2 separate regions of the Homo sapiens genome follow, and region 2 is linked to region 1. A link is a contact called in ENCODE Hi-C or POLR2A ChIA-PET data. All regions are on one chromosome and are shown on one strand. The core of a region is the stretch at or near the end of the contact, and the rest is flanking DNA. Distances in the headings are between cores, read along the strand shown.

Evidence for each region. A loop is a pair of places that touch in the nucleus more often than their neighbours do. ChIA-PET counts read pairs that join two places held with the same protein, here RNA polymerase II (POLR2A). Pooled maps may share reads with other maps.
Region 2: a map of B cell shows a loop between it and region 1 (14-fold over the local background). The contact joins the promoter of RNF126 here to the promoter of CDC34 in region 1. A Hi-C loop is called at or near these places in 8 of 168 maps with a recorded cell type or tissue (B cell, CD4-positive, alpha-beta T cell, CD8-positive, alpha-beta T cell and 5 more), 10 of 37 single-sample maps with no recorded cell type and 23 of 50 pooled maps. POLR2A ChIA-PET finds 5 or more read pairs at or near these places in 13 of 52 experiments (AG04450, B cell, BJ and 10 more).

Annotation. Positions count from the first base shown.
Region 1 is chr19:529,005-536,274 of GRCh38, reverse strand. It overlaps CDC34 (cell division cycle 34, ubiquitin conjugating enzyme), which reads right to left and starts at 4,515. Exons shown (of 5, transcript NM_004359.2): 1 at 4,167-4,515; 2 at 352-438; 3 at 1-32. The coding sequence starts at 4,343. RefSeq lists silencers at 395-556, 3,681-3,850, 4,271-5,010 and enhancers at 617-736, 777-826, 3,141-3,300, 3,371-3,420, 3,818-4,474 and 3 more.
Region 2 is chr19:660,237-667,506 of GRCh38, reverse strand. It overlaps RNF126 (ring finger protein 126), which reads left to right and starts at 4,293. Exons shown (of 9, transcript NM_194460.3): 1 at 4,293-4,460. The coding sequence starts at 4,386. RefSeq lists silencers at 3,967-4,446, 4,937-5,226 and enhancers at 5,277-5,326, 5,617-5,676, 5,817-5,906.

The sequences.
Region 1 (7,270 bases), core at 3,266-5,765:
GGGTGGAGGATGGAGATACACACGTCCCCCGTCTGCACAAGAAGAAGACAGGTCAGAACAGGTCAGAGGTCAGCACGGGCTCCCAGTGCCCCAGGTCCCGGAGGATGAGGACGTGGAGGACGAGGACGTGAGGCTCCCAGCGCCCCGGGTCCCGGAAGGACGAGGACATGAGGCTCCCAGCGCCTCGGGTCCCGGAAGGACGAGGACGTGAGGCTCCCAGCGCCCCGGGTCCCGGAGGACGAGGACGTGAGGCTCCCAGCGCCCCGGGTCCCGGAAGGATGAGGACGTGAGGCTCCCAGCACCCTGGGTCCCGGAGGATGAGGACTTGAGGCCCGTGGGGGCCGCGCTCACCTCGTAGATGTTAGGGTGCCACATCTTGGTCAGGAACCGAAAGGCTGGTGGAGAGTATGGGTAGTCGATGGGGAACTTGAGGCGCGCCTGCAGGGGCAGAAGGCAGGTGGCTCAGTCCAGCCCAGCCCCAAGACCTGCCCCAGCTCACAAGGTGCCCAAGGCCATCCCACTCCCAGTGCTGGTGCCTGAGGGTGTGTGTGAGGGACACCGTATCCTGCCCAAGGCAGGGACTCTCACAGGCCTGGGGTCAAGTCCCCAGAAGGCTGCCTGAAGCCTTTTCTGAGTCACCCGAGCTGATCCCAGCTCCTACACAGTCCAGGTGGCCGGGACCCGGCCCAGCACAACTGCTGGGGAACGTGGGCACTGGCTGCCCGCGTGGCTCCAGGCCCGTGGCAGCCCAGGTCAGGCATATGGGACCCAGGCCAGGGGCACCCACCAGCAGACAGAATGGACTGGCAGGGGCTCCAGGCTCCCCTTGGATGGAGCTGAAGCCCAGGACCAGGGCTGCACCTCCAGGGCCTTGGCAGCCAGGGTGTGGGGAGGGTTAGCACAGATGATTGCTCAGTTAGCAAACACTTGTGACACCTGCCCTGGCCCAGGCCGTGGGAGGGGATGAGTCAGTATGGCCGTCTGCCCTCAGGTGTCCGGTCTTGGGGGGTCAGGCAGGCAGACCCATAGGTCACAGAAACCTGGCAGGACTCCTTCCCTGTCAGCATCGCCCCCTGTGGTCACCCAGGCCCTGGAGGTCCAGATCTGCTGGCAAGGACGGCCACAGAGGGAGGCCTGAAGCCACGTGCCAGGTGACAGAGCTGTCTGGCCTGCAGCCTGGGGCGTGATGCCACCCACGGCCCTCCTGGGCCACAGCAGGTAAACAAGGAAGCCTCACTGTTTTCCTGCTGGGCCCCAGTGCCAGACACAGAGGTTGTCTGGGTCAGGGGTCCTGGTGGCACTCAGCACTCCAAGGCACGAGAGCAGCACCCCCAGAGCGATCGTGGTGGAAGCCTGGACAGGGAGGGCACTCAGGGGGTCTTGGATCGTGGGCGAGGTCTGGACAGGGAGGGCACTCAGGGGGTCTTGGATCGTGGGCGAGGTCTGGACAGGGAGGGCACTCGGGGGTCTTGGATCATGGGCGAGGTCTGGACAGGGAGGGCACTCGGGGGTCTTGGATCGTGGGCGAGGTCTGGACAGGGAGGGCACTCGGGGGTCTTGGATCGTGGGCGAGGTCTGGACAGGGAGGGCACTCGGGGGTCTTGGATCGTGGGCGAGGTCTGGACAGGGAGGGCACTCGGGGGTCTTGGATCGTGGGCGAGGTCTGGACAGGGCGGGCACTCGGGGGTCTTGGATCGTGGGCGAGGCCTTGACAGGGAGGGTACTCGGGGGTCTTGGATTGTGGGCGAGGTCTGGACAGGGAGGGCACTCAGGGGGTCTTGGATCGTGGGTGAGGTCTGGACAGGGAGGGCACTCAGGGGGTCTTGGATCGTGGGCGAGGTCTGGACAGGGAGGGTACTCGGGGGTCTTGGATTGTGGGCGAGGCCCCTCCCGGACAGGCAGGGCACTTTGGGGGTCTTGGATCGTGGACGGGCCCCTCCTGGACAGGGAGGGCACGCGGGGTGTCTTGGGGGGTGTCCTCTGTTTGACAGGGAACTCACTGGTGCCCCGTAAGGCAAGTGACTTGGCCGCGGCCACAGAGCAAGGCTGGAACTTCAGTCTCAGAACTGTCCTGCGGTTCCCCAAGACTTCAGGCCCCCCAAGCCTGGTGCTGGGTTTCAGGCGGCAATCCTTGACAACAGCCAAGGCCTCATCTGTACCAAACCCCACCAAGTCCCAATGAGCCTCTTATTTTGGGCACCTCTAAGAATGTCTTTTCCCCGGAGCAAACCCAGGCTCAGAAAAGGAAAGCGCCCTGCCAAGGGCAGACAGCAAGTCGGCTGTGGAGGGCTCTCTCTGGCGGCCCCTGCCCCAGGGCTCACTTTGGCTCCTGAAGGAACAGCAGCTGCAGGCAGTGGCTGGGCAGCAGCGGCCCTGGGCACTCAGCAGGTTCTGTATTTCCACGCTCCCCCAACTCCCTCCCAGGCACAGCGGGAAGGGAGAGTCCTCGTGGGTGGCAGCACCCCCGTCTCAACACTGGCTTCTGAGGACTGACCCTGTGGCAGATGTCTAGAGGCCCCCTCCCTGGGAAATCCGGAAAACCGGATTATCCCCTAATGCTGGCCCAGGAAGCTCTGCCCACAATCCCTGGCAACCGGTCTGGTGGGCACAGCAGCCAGAAACCCCCATCCCCTCCTTCCAGAACAGCAGCCGCCTCACAGGCCTGGCTTCGAGGTGGGGCTGCGGCTCCTCAGCCAGCTGCTCCCCCAAGCAGACAGAAGGGGCTGGCGGAGGAGCTGCTAAAACCATTTGGCAACCTCGAGACCCAAACTCTGTTCCCTGTGTGGGGACGCAGGATTCCAGATGCAGAACCCACGGGCGTCCCACTCTCTGCTCAGGAATCGCCCCCAGCAGACCAGGCTGCTGCCCTCACAGCCGCTGAGCGGGTGCGGTTCAGACACTAATTAGCTCGGAGAGCAGACACATATCGTGCGGGAGGCATCGGTCCCTCGGCCCCACGCCCGCAGCTGGCCGGGGCAGAGCGGGCCGGGCCCTGCAGTGTCGTGTCGTGTCCAGGCTCTTGGCAGGAAGTGACGGTGGGAGGGGGAGATTCCTGGACAGGGTGCTCGTTCCCCACCGCTCACACAGGGCCCCTCGCTTTGTCCCTCTGGCCCCAAGAACGAGGTCCCTGAACGCTAAAAGAAGTCAAAGGTCACGTCTGGATCGTGAGATCAAGAAAACTGCCCTGGTTTTGGCCTGAGTCCTTTTCACATGAGACAGAAACAGCCTCCCCGCTCCCAACAACAACAAAAACATCCAGAAACTGCTTGGAATTAAACCGCCAGAGGGCAGAAGAAACGGCCCAGAACTCGGGGTTTGGGTCCCAAGAAGCCACCTGTTCAGTGGACTCTGAGAAAGGCCAAGACCAGCTGGGATGAGCGAGCCCGGAGCTTCTGAGGTCGGGGTCCGGGACGCGGGCCCGAGCCGGGAGGCCTGGAGAGAGCTGCAGGGAGCAGGTGGGAGGCACGCCCCTACTTCGGCCTTCCCGAGGGCGCAGGTTACATAAAGCAGGGGATGGAGCCCAGGGCGCCTGGCCGGCTGCTACTGGCAAGGGTGGCCGCTTTCCAGGCGGGTCCTGGCTGCCAAGGCTCATCCGGGCCTTTGTTGGAGACTGAGCGAGTGGCCGCGCCAGCCACCCCCAGGCTGGCCTCGCTCCCCCGCTCACGGGCCCAGCTCCCCAACAATAGCAGCTACGGGGTCTGGGGGGGCCTCTTTGTCTCCTCCGGGGAGGGCGGGGAGGGCAGCTGAAAGGCCGGCGCGGCCTGGGCTCCGCTCCCTCTTTCTCGCAGGGGCGGAGGGGGAGGCAGCCGGGGTCCAGCCCCCGCCAAGGAGGAGGTGGGCAAGAGCCCCACGCCCAGATGCTACAGGGAGGGCCCCCGGCCACCCCTCCGGGGGCCAAGAGCCTAACAGGGGACCGGACGATGCCTTGAAGGGAACTGGGGATTTTCGAGGACTGCAGCAGAGGCTGAAGGTCCCCGAGACGGTCCGAGGAGGGGGCCGGGCAGAGCTGGGTGGGGGAACGTGGCCATAGAAGGGAAACGAGCCCAAGCCAGGAGGCTTCGGGGCCCGCCCAGCAACAGCGCTAGGACCGCGGGGCAGGGAGCTGGTTCCCGGCGCCCGAGGTCGCTCGTGGGCTCCGGGACCCGGGCGGGGGTCGCCGCGCTCACCTTGAAGTAGCCGCCCTCGTAGTAGGTGTTGGGGGGCCCGAAGATGGCCACCTCCCAGTTGTATAGATCGCCCTCGTCCACCAGTGTCACGCGGAATCCCTCGACCGGCTCTTCCTGCAGCCCCTTGAGCTCCAGCAGCAGCGCCTTCTGCGAGCTGGGCACTAGCGGCCGAGCCATGGCGGCGGCGGAGGGGCCCGGGGTCGGAGCAGCGCGGGGCCGCGCGACCACCGCGAGTTCGCGAGACGGGCCGGGCCGCGCACCGTCCGGGGGGGAGCCACCGGGGCCGCCGCCTGCCTCCTCCTCTGCGCCGCCGCCGCCGCCCGGGGACCCCGAGCGCTCCAGCAGCTCTGGCGCCGCCGCCCCACCGGCGCTTGCCTTGGCCGGGCCCGCGCGCCCCGCCCCCCGCTGCGCCTGCGCGCACCGCCTGGCCCCGACTGCGCCTGCGCTCCGCGGCCAGGTCCGACTTGCGCCTGCGCGCCCGGCCGCAGGGGACGCCGGGAGGTGGAGTCCCGGCCCCGGTCCCGCCTACGGCGCCGAGCGCCTCCGCCGGGAGGGAGGGTTCGAGCGCGCAGCCCCGGGCTCTTCCGATCCCCGAGGCCGCCGCCGTCGCCCCCTGCTCGACCAGCACCGCGGACGCTGTGCGCAAGGAGGCGGGCAGGGCTGCTCTGCGCCGTCACCGGCCCGGTCCCCCGGCTTTGGGGTTGTTTTGTGACGTGCCGGCGCGGGGCGGGGCCGCGGGCGGTGAACGGGGCGCGGCGCGGGGTCCTGACCGGGACCGGAGGGGCAGGGCCGGTCCATCCGGCGCGACCCCGCGTCCCCGTCTCCGTTTCCCCGTCTGTGCAGGGGACGGGCGCGAAGTCTGTCCTAGGGTCGCGCTGGCCACGCGGAAGGGAGGAAGGGGCGGGAGCGAGGCGGGATCCGCAGACCTGGCTTCCAGGCGCGGCGCTGCCTCGGTTCCCCCGACAGCGGGAGCTCTGAGAAGTGGGCGAGGTCGGGGAGGGCTCTGAGGGGTGGGAGGGGCGAGGGCTTCCCTGGTCCCCGTTGAAGTCACCATGTGGTGTGAGGCGAGTGCAGGCGCTGGAGCCATCAGAGGTTGGCAAGGTGCTCCTGCCCCCCAGAGAAACTGGGAAAGAGGCCTACGCCGGCCAGCATCGGCTCAGCACCTGACCCGGGAGAGGCGCCAGCCCCACGGAGCCCCCACCCCAAGCTGAGCCCGAGCCTGGCTGTGCCCTCCTCCCAGCCTGACCTTTGTCCTACCCGAGTCTTTTTTTTTTTTTTTTTTTTAAATGAGACAGAGTCTCGTTCTGTGGCCCAGGCTGGAGTGCAGTGGCACAATCTCACTGCAACCTCCGCCTCCCGGGTTCAAGCTAGTGTCCGCCTCAGCCTCCCGAGTAGCTGAGATTACAGGTGCCCGCCACCACGTCCGGCTAATTTTGTATTTTAAGTAGAGATGGGGTTTCACCATGTTGGCCAGGCTGGTCTCGAACCCCTGACCTCAAGTGTGTTGTTAGGTTTTGAAAGGAAGGGGAGGATGCAGTTTGGACTAATAAAGGGATCCGTCTGCGTCGGCCTCCCAAATGCTGGGATTATAGGCATGAGCCACCGCGCCCAGCCCACCTGAGTCTTGACCCCAGCTGATTCCGGGCATCACTGTGACCCCACCTGACTTCTGACCTGGCTCAGTGGCTGCCCAGACACCCACATGCTCCTTGCTGTGAAGCTTGGTCGGGAGAACTGGCCGTGGTGAGGACGGGGCAGCCCAGCCTCCCCTGAGTCGTGCCCGTGACGGGTGGCCCTGCCCTCGGACTGTGCCAGTGGCATTGTTGCTATGCCCTGGGTACACACAGCTGCATCAACATACAGGCCGGGCACGGTGGCTCACGCCTGTGATCCCAACACTTTGGGGGGCCGAGGCGGGCGGATCACAATGTCAGGAGATCGAGACCATTGTGGCTAATATGGTGAAACCCCGTCTCTACTAAAAATACAAAAAATTATCTGGGCGTGGTGGCGGGCGCCCGTAGTCCCAGCTACTCGGGAGGCTGAGGCAGGAGAATGGCGTGAGCCCGGGAGGCGGAGCTTGCAGTGAGTCTAGATAGCGCCACTGCGCTCCAGCCTGGGCGACAGAGACTCCGTCTCAAAAAAAAAAAAAACCAAAAACAAAAACCAGTCTGGGACCAGGGCCACTCTGTCCCGCAGGTGCCCCAACACCTGGCCCCGGCTTCATGAGTCTGGTCCCCGGAAGAGGACCAGCAGGCAAACCTGTCTGGGGAAAGGAAAACAGCATCAGGAGTGGAGAGGGAGGGAGGGATCCAAGAAAGAGCTCTGGGCCGAGCGGTCACTTCCAGAGCTGTCCAGGGCCGAGGCCGAGGCGTCCTCACCCGTAAGGGCCTCTGGGCCTCCTCCCTCAGGCCCCTCTGCCCGGCACCCTGGGGGCCTGGAGTAAAAGGAGGGTCTCGGGACTAGTGGGGCCTTCTGGCTGTGGCCCCTTCACCAAGGTTCCCAGGGTTTTGTGAGCCTCAGTCTCTTCCGTGCCACAGGTCGTGGATATATTGCCAGCATCATGGAGCCGGCAGGCAGCAGCTCATGGGTAAATTAATGCTAATTAGAATTAACCACGATTCCTTCTCTAAGGGCTCCCAAGATCTCTCTTCTTCCGTACACCCACATCCCAGGAAGCACTGTGTGGGTGAGGGAGGTTTTCTTTCTCTCGCTTTTTTTTTTTTTTTTTTTTTTTGAGAAGGAGTCTTGCTCTGTCGCCCAGGCTGGAGTGCAGTGGCACGATCTTGGCTCCCTGCAACCTCCACCTCCCGGGTTCAAGTGATTCTCCTGCCTCAGCCTCCTGAGTAGCTGGGACTACAGACGCATGCCACCACGCCCTGCTAATTTTTTGTATTTTTAGTAGAGAAGCGGTTTCACCGTGTTAGCCAGGATGGTCTTGATCTCCTGACTTCGTGATCCGCCCGCCTCGGCCTCCCAAAGTGTTGGGATTACAGGCGTGAGCCACCGCGCCCGGCCTGGGTTGGGGAGATTTTCAAGCCCCTCCAGCTGGTCCCACAGGGCCCCGACCCCCAGGGAGGCTCAGGCTCACAGCACCCGGGAGC
Region 2 (7,270 bases), core at 3,044-5,543, 130 kb before region 1:
GGGCTTGGTCTGCCTGGGACGTGGTCTGCCTGGGACATGGTCCGCCTGGGACGTGGTCCACCTGGGCTTGGTCCGCCTGGGACGTGGTCCGCCTGGGACGTGGTCCACCTGGGCTTGGTCCGCCTGGGACGTGGTCCGCCTGGGACGTGGTCCGCCTGGGCTTGGTCCGCCTGGGACGTGGTCCGCCTGGGACGTGGTCCGCCTGGGACGTGGTCCGCCTGGGCTTGGTCTGCCTGGGACGTGGTCCACCTGGGCTTGGTCTGCCTGGGACGTGGTCCACCTGGGCTTGGTCTGCCTGGGACGTGAGAATGAGCTGTCAACACACCTCTCTGCCCCGGAGGGAGTGGCGCGTGTCATTCCTTTAGGAGTCCTCTCGTCTCATGTTTGCCGAGGCCCCCAGGGTTCACGGGGACGGGATCCTGAATTGAAAAAGGGGCTAAGAGAGCTCACGGAACCAAGCCCACACCTGTCGAGGTCCCTGGTGAGAGGAAATGGGAGAAACGGTGCCGTCTGTGGAACCAGGGTGGCCGGTGGGGCCTGGGGCAGGGTGCAAGTGTGTGCATTTGTGTGCAGCAGTGTCAGTGCCCACTGGCCGATTTGATCAATGTGCTACTGCCTTCAGGGAAGAGCAGCCTGCTTTTTGGTGTGTTTGGGATAAAGGGGTGGCCGGGCACTCTGGCTCACACCTGTGATCCCCACACTTTGGGAGGCCAAGGTGGGAGGATCCCGTGAGCCCAGGAGTTGGAGATCACTCTGGGCAACATAGCCAGATCCTATCTCTACAAAATAAAAATTTAAAACGATTAGCCTCACGCCTGTGATCCCAGCACTTTGGGAGGCTGAGGTGGGCGGATCACCTGAGGTCAGGAGTTGGAGACCAGCCTACTTAACATGGAGAAACTCCGTCTCTACTAGAAGGACAAAAATTAGCCGGGCGTGGTGGCACATGCCTGTAATCCCAGCTACTTGGGAGGCTGAGCCAGGATAATCGCTTGATCCTAGGAGGCAGAATTTGCAGTGAGCCCAGATCATGCCACTGCACTCCAGCCTGGGCGGCAGAGGGAGACCCATCTCAAACAAAACAAAACAAAACAAAACAAAACAAAAAAGATGGGGTCTCCATCTGTGGCCCAGGCTGGAGTGCAGTGGTCCGATCTCAGCTCACTGCAACCTCTGCCTCCTGCTCAAGTGATCCTTCTGTCTCAGCCTCCTGAGTAGGTGGGATCACAGGTGCCCGCCACCACACCTGGCTAATTTTTGTATTTTTAGTAGAGACACGGTTTCACCATGTAGCCCAGGCTGGTCTTCAACTCCTGGACTCAAGTGATCCTCCTGCCTCAGCCTCTCAAGGTGCTGGGATTACAGGCATGAGCCACTGTCCCCGGCCTAATTCTATTTTTGTAGAGACAGGGTCTCACTATGTTGCTCAGGATGGTTTTGAACTCCTGGTCTCAGGCGTGAGCCACCTCGCCCTGCTTAGTTTGATACAAAATCCCTACGTTCCTTCTCATTCCCACTGTGTTTCCAGCACCTGCTTGAGCCCAGCACACAGTAGACACTCGGCAACTGTTGGTGCATTTGGGAATCTACTGAACACCTACTGGTGCGCTGGGTATTGGCCTCACATATGGGGAGACGCCATTAATAACCCACAGATGTGAGGATGGCTGTGGGGGATGGAAAGGGGGCTCTGAGAAGTGGGGTGCAGTGGTGGATGGGGCAGCCTCCTAAAAACCAGGGGAAAGGGCCGGGCGCGGTGGCTCACGCCTGTCATCCCAGCACTTTGGGACGCCGAGGTGGGCGGATCACCTGAGGTCAGGAGTTCGAGACCAGCCTGGCCAACATGGCGAAACCCCAGCTCTACTAAAAATACAAAAATTAGCCGGGCGTGGTGGCGCATGCCTGTGATCCCAGCTACTCGGGAGGCTGAGGCAGGAGAATCGCTTGACCCCTGGAGGCGGAGGTTGCAGTGAGCTGAGATCGCACCATTGCACTCCAGCCTGGGCAACAGAGTGAGACTCCATCTCAAAAAAAAAAAAAAAAAAAAAAAAAAGCAGGGGAAGGAGAGGGGACTTGGGGAAGGGCACAGCCTTGCAAGGCCCAGAGGTGGGAACCTGCTTAGCCCACCCAAGGGGGCCAGTGAGGCTGGGGAGGGGTCAGCGAGGGGCAGGTGACTCGGGGCAGGCAGCAGAGCACAGAGAGGGCTGAGGAGGTGCCAGCGGTCCTCATGTCTGCTCCGAGCCAACGGAAAACCGTCAGGTTCTGCCGCCTTCTCAGAGGTTAGGCCACTTGCCTAGGGACACACAGCCAGTTCGTGGTTTGGCGTCGTTTGAACCAGGCCTGCTGCTCCTCCTGCACTTGCGGAGCGTGAAGGCTGGTGCAGGGGCTGCGTCTGGCAAGCCTCGCCCCTCCCCAGCCTGGGGTTTTCCTGGATTCCCAGGGACGGGGCCCGTGCGCTCTCTGGTGGTCAGAGCAGGAATGACTGGATTCGCGCTGCTGCAAAGACGACTGGAAGGAGGCTGAAGCCCCTGTCCCCAACCTCTGGACATTCAAAACCCTAAATGCAGGCCGGGCGCGGTGGCTTACGCCTGTAATCCCAGCACTATGGCAGGCCGAGGCGGGCGGATCACCTGAGGTCAGGAGTTTGAGACCAGCCTGGCCAACATAGTGAAACCCCGTCTACTAAAAATACAAAAATTAGGCGGGCGTGGTGGTGCCCAGCCTGTAATCCCAGCAACTCGGGAGCCTGAGGCAGGAGAATCACTTGAACCCGGGAGGCGGAGGTTACAGTGAACCGAGATTGCGCCATTGCACTGCAGCCTGGGCAACAGAGCCAGACTCCATCTCTAAAAAACAAACAAACAAACAAAAAATCTAAATGCACAGGCTCCAACTCTTAATTCCTCAACAGTCTCGCTCCAATGCCTCATTTTGCAGGAAGTCCAACTCCAACCAAATCCTATTCATCCCTCAGCCCTGGTTCCAATGTCCTTACCCCTCGGAAGCCCTCTCTCTCTTTCCCCAGGCAGAGCCAGAGTCACCCTTGAGTTCCACGCTCCTGTCCAATCTCATGGGACTGGGGGTATCTGCGTGCATTCAGCATAGGGTCTGGTGTGCAGTAGTTGCTCAATGAGTGTTGAGTGAAGAAAGAAATACACGCATGAGGCCGGGCGCGGTGGCTCATGCCTGTAATCCCAGCACTTTGGGAGGCCGAGGCGGGCGGATCACGAGGTCAGGAGTTCAAGACCAGCCTGGCCAAATATAGTGAAACCCCGTTTCTACTAAAAATACAAAAATTAGCCGGTGTGGTGGCGGGTGCCTCTAGTCCTAGCTACTCGAGAGGCTGAGGCGGGAGAATCGCTTGAACCCTCGGCAGGCGGAGGTTGCAGTGAGCCGAGATCGGGCCATTGCACCCCAGCCTGGGTGACAGAGTGAGACTCCGTCTCAAAAAAAAAAAGAAAAAAGAAATGCATGCATGATTGGGCCAGAACTAACCTCAGAAATGATCCTGGCCTGTGCTGGGTGATGATACCGTTTCTACTGATTAAATTTGGAAGCAGGGGTTAGGTTTCCTGCCTTCTCCGCACCCGAGAGGCGCCTGGGCCGTCAGCCCGTGGAGCATCTTGGAAACAAGGCCACAACCCACAGACCTCAGCCTCTGTCTGACCCCACGGGTCCCAGTGAGGCCCAGACAGCGCCCTGAGCCCCGGGTCTGCCTGTATTCCGCAGCGCTGAGGGAATGCCTGCTGTGTGTCAGGCGCTGCTGCGGGTCCAAAAATCCCTTTGCTGCGCAGCTGACCTGACAGTGCATCGGGAGGGAATCAGTGCCACGGAGCAGGAGGGCAGCAGAGAAGACCTTGTAAGCTGACATTTGAGCAAAGACCTGGAAGAAAGCCACGCGGGCGTCGGGAGAGCGCTGCACCGGGCAGCGGGCGGGGGAGAGGGCGCCTGGCGAGCCCCAGGAACGGTGGGGACAGTGGGCTGAAGTACCGTGAGGGGAGACGGCGATGAGGTAGGGAAGCACTGAGGGACACGAAGGCCTGGGCAGCTTCGGGAGGGGAGGAGGGCCTCGGCCCCGCCCCGCGCACGCCCCGCTTCTCGTCTCTTCCGCCGCCTGCTTTGGCCCCGCCCCCGCCGGAAGCCCCGCCCCCGCTTGGAGCCCCGCCCAACGGCCGGGCCTAGTTTGTCTCTCAGCGGCCACCGTCGCCCGGGCCGCTGCCCGCCGAGTACGCAGCTTTCGCCGCTCCCGCGCCCCCGCTCCGCCCCGCGTGCCGTGCGTGCCGTGCGTGAGCGTGCGCGGGCGCGTCGGCCGGCGAGGGAGCAGCAAACGGCCGGCGGCGGGTGCCGCGCGGGGGGCGGGCGGCGCGGAGTAGGTGGCGGCGGCCATGGCCGAGGCGTCGCCGCATCCCGGACGGTACTTCTGCCACTGCTGCTCCGTGGAGATCGTCCCGCGCCTGCCGGTGAGGCCCGGGCCGGGGCGGCGGGCGGCAGGGTCTGCGCCGCAGGCCTGAGGCAAGGCCGGGGCCGGGGTGGGGGTCGCTTGCGCCCGCCTCTTGCGCGAGCTGACCACGACGGGAAAACTGAGGCTCGGGGCAGCGCCGGCCCAGGCTGAATCCGCGGGGAGCCCGGGCGGTGCGCGCGCGAACCCCGTCCTGTACATGCGGGAGACTGAGGCCCGGGCGGGAGGCAGGGCCTGGCCGGAGCGGCGCAGCGGGATCGCGGCCGGGTGACCCCACATCCGCGGCGTTCCCGACCCGAGAGGCCGCGAGGATCCCAGGTGGGATCCCTAAGCCCGGTGAGCCTGGTTTTGCAAACGGAGAAACTGAGGCCCGGCGAGCAGAGAGAGGGTATTGCCCGGTGGCGCGGCGCGGGGCAGGGGCTGGGCCTGGCGGGGCTCGGACCCCGAGAATAACGCCAGGGGACCCCCGCCGAGCGCGTGGTTGGGGGCGCCGGCGCCTCGCTGCAGGCTCGCCTCGTGGAGCCCTGGCCGCCGCCTTGGAGGCAGGCCCAGGCCCGGAACGCCCCAGGCACTGTCCCGGGGTCCGACCGCGGCCCGCCGGCGGGGCTTTGTGAGCAGAGCCTGCGTTCCTCCCCTCCCGGGGCTTGGCTGCGCAGCCCACCCTTCCTCCAGGTGTTTACAGCCGCCCCTCACCGAAGAGGACCCTGGGCCTGGGCGTGCCGAGTGCTACTTCCTGCTCGTTTAGGGCAGTGTTTCCCACGCGGACCTGATGTCACCTTGGGGGAGGTGGGAGCAGCGCTCGTTGAAGGTGCTATTTCCAGGCCCCTTTTCCAGGGTTTCGGAGTCAGTAGGTGTGGAATGCGCTCAGCAGTCTGCATTTCTAATATTATTTTTAGGAATGGGGTCTCCCTGTGTTGCCCAGGCTGGTCTTGAACTCCTGGGCTCAAGCGATTCTTCTGGCTCAGCCTCCCAAAACGCTGGGATTACAGGTGTGAGCCACCGTGCCCGGCGGTGGTCTGCATTTTTAACCCGTGTTGCCCTTCGCCAGGCTGACGTGCAAAGTGGTGATTTAGTCGAGCCACCCGTGCTTTATAGATGGGGAAACTGAGGCGCGTGGTGGCTCAGCGGGAAAGTGGCAGAGCCGGCTCAGTCGGGAGCCGCTTGGCCAGCTTGAGGGGAGCAGCCGCAGGAGGTGGAGGGGTCTGGACTCCCCACCCTGTGCCCAGGGGAAGAGGCTGCAGGCATTGAGGATTTACTGTGCTGTGTACGTAGCCGCCCGGCTGTTGCTACGCTTTGACCCGTAAGAGAAGTCCAAGCCCCCCAGAAGCAGTGCAGTTCCCCGGGAGTAGAGACCCAGGAAGGGGCTGGAGGGAGTCAGGAGAAGCCGCCTGTCTCTGGGTCACAGAGGAGGAGCGAGTGCTAGAGTTGGGGCATGGCGGGAGAGCGGGGCCAGGCCCAGGAGTGGAAAGAGAGAGGTGTGGTTTCCTCTCTACTGAAGCCACAGGGCTTCCCCTCCCCAGCAGGAGGAACAAATAAAGTGAAATCTCGGGTGTGGGGCGAAGGTTGGGGAGCTGAGACTGAGCCTTGCCTTACTCCTCTGTCTCCCAGGGGTCTCGCTCTTGCCTCTTCCAGCTTTCTGTCCCCACTGGCCGTGGCAGGAGAGGCTGGTTGCCTGACAGCCCGCCAGCCTGGGTGAGTTGCAGGGCAGCCCCTTGCAGCCCCTTGAGCCCTGGGACAGGCCTGGGAAGCCCCTGGGAAGCCTGGAGTGGTGGCTGTGGGGGGCCGACACTGCCTTGACTCGGCTGCACATTTAGCTGCTCCTAGAGCCCGCACAGGACTGGATCCTGGTGTGGTGGAGCCACTTCCTCGCCCCGTGGCCTTGGACACGGAGGACCTTGACCTCCTCCGACTGTCACTGGGCCTGGGGAGGGCCTTCCTGTAGTGAAAGGAACTCTGTGGTGACAGGCCGCTGTGGTCTTTGCCCTCACAGAATTTACAGGCTGGCCAGGGAGCCAGCATGGAACAGTGATTGACAAATATTTAATCATGGACGTTGGTAGATTCCTTAAGAGCAAATAACTGCAGAGAGGGCTGCGGGGGCCTGCCCGTGTCCACCCCGCGGGTGATCCCAAGGGCATCTGCTTGTGCCTTTGGAGCAGGACGCAACAAGGCGCCCGTAGACAGCATGGCAGTGTCAGAACTTCTCCGTACGTGGCAGGACCCTGTCTCTACAGAAGACTAAAACAATTAGTGGGGTGTGTTGTTGCACTCCTGGAGTCCCAGCTACTGGCGGGGGCTGAGGTGGTGGGAGGAGCGCTTGAGCCTGGGAGGTGGAGGCTGCGGTGAGCCGTGATGGTGCCAGTGCACTCCAGCCTGGGTGACAAGCAAGACGCTGTCTCAAAAACGAATTTTTTATGCTGGGAAATGGGCACACCTGGCGTTTGTTCTGGGGAGGGACGGCTGCTCCGTATCTGGCAATGGGGAAAGTCCCCAGCCACAACCAGTGCCCTCGAAACGGGGCGTCTCTGCCGCTGGGGAGCTTGCCCGGCGGCTGAGTCAGGGGCGGCACTGCTGCTGCTGAGACACCTGGGCTGGCTGTCGGGAAGCTCCTGCCTGCCTCTGACGCAGGGGGGACTGGCTGCCATGGGCTGTGTGCCTGCCCACGAGGGCTTCTCCCAGGCAGCTGGGCCGTTCCGGGCCTCCTTTGCTGTCCTGGGCTCTGGGATCAGGCTGAGGCCCCGCGCAGCTGGGTCATTCTCTGCTGGGCAGCCTTGGCCTCAGTCTCCTCACCTGCCAAGTGGGTTTAGTGAT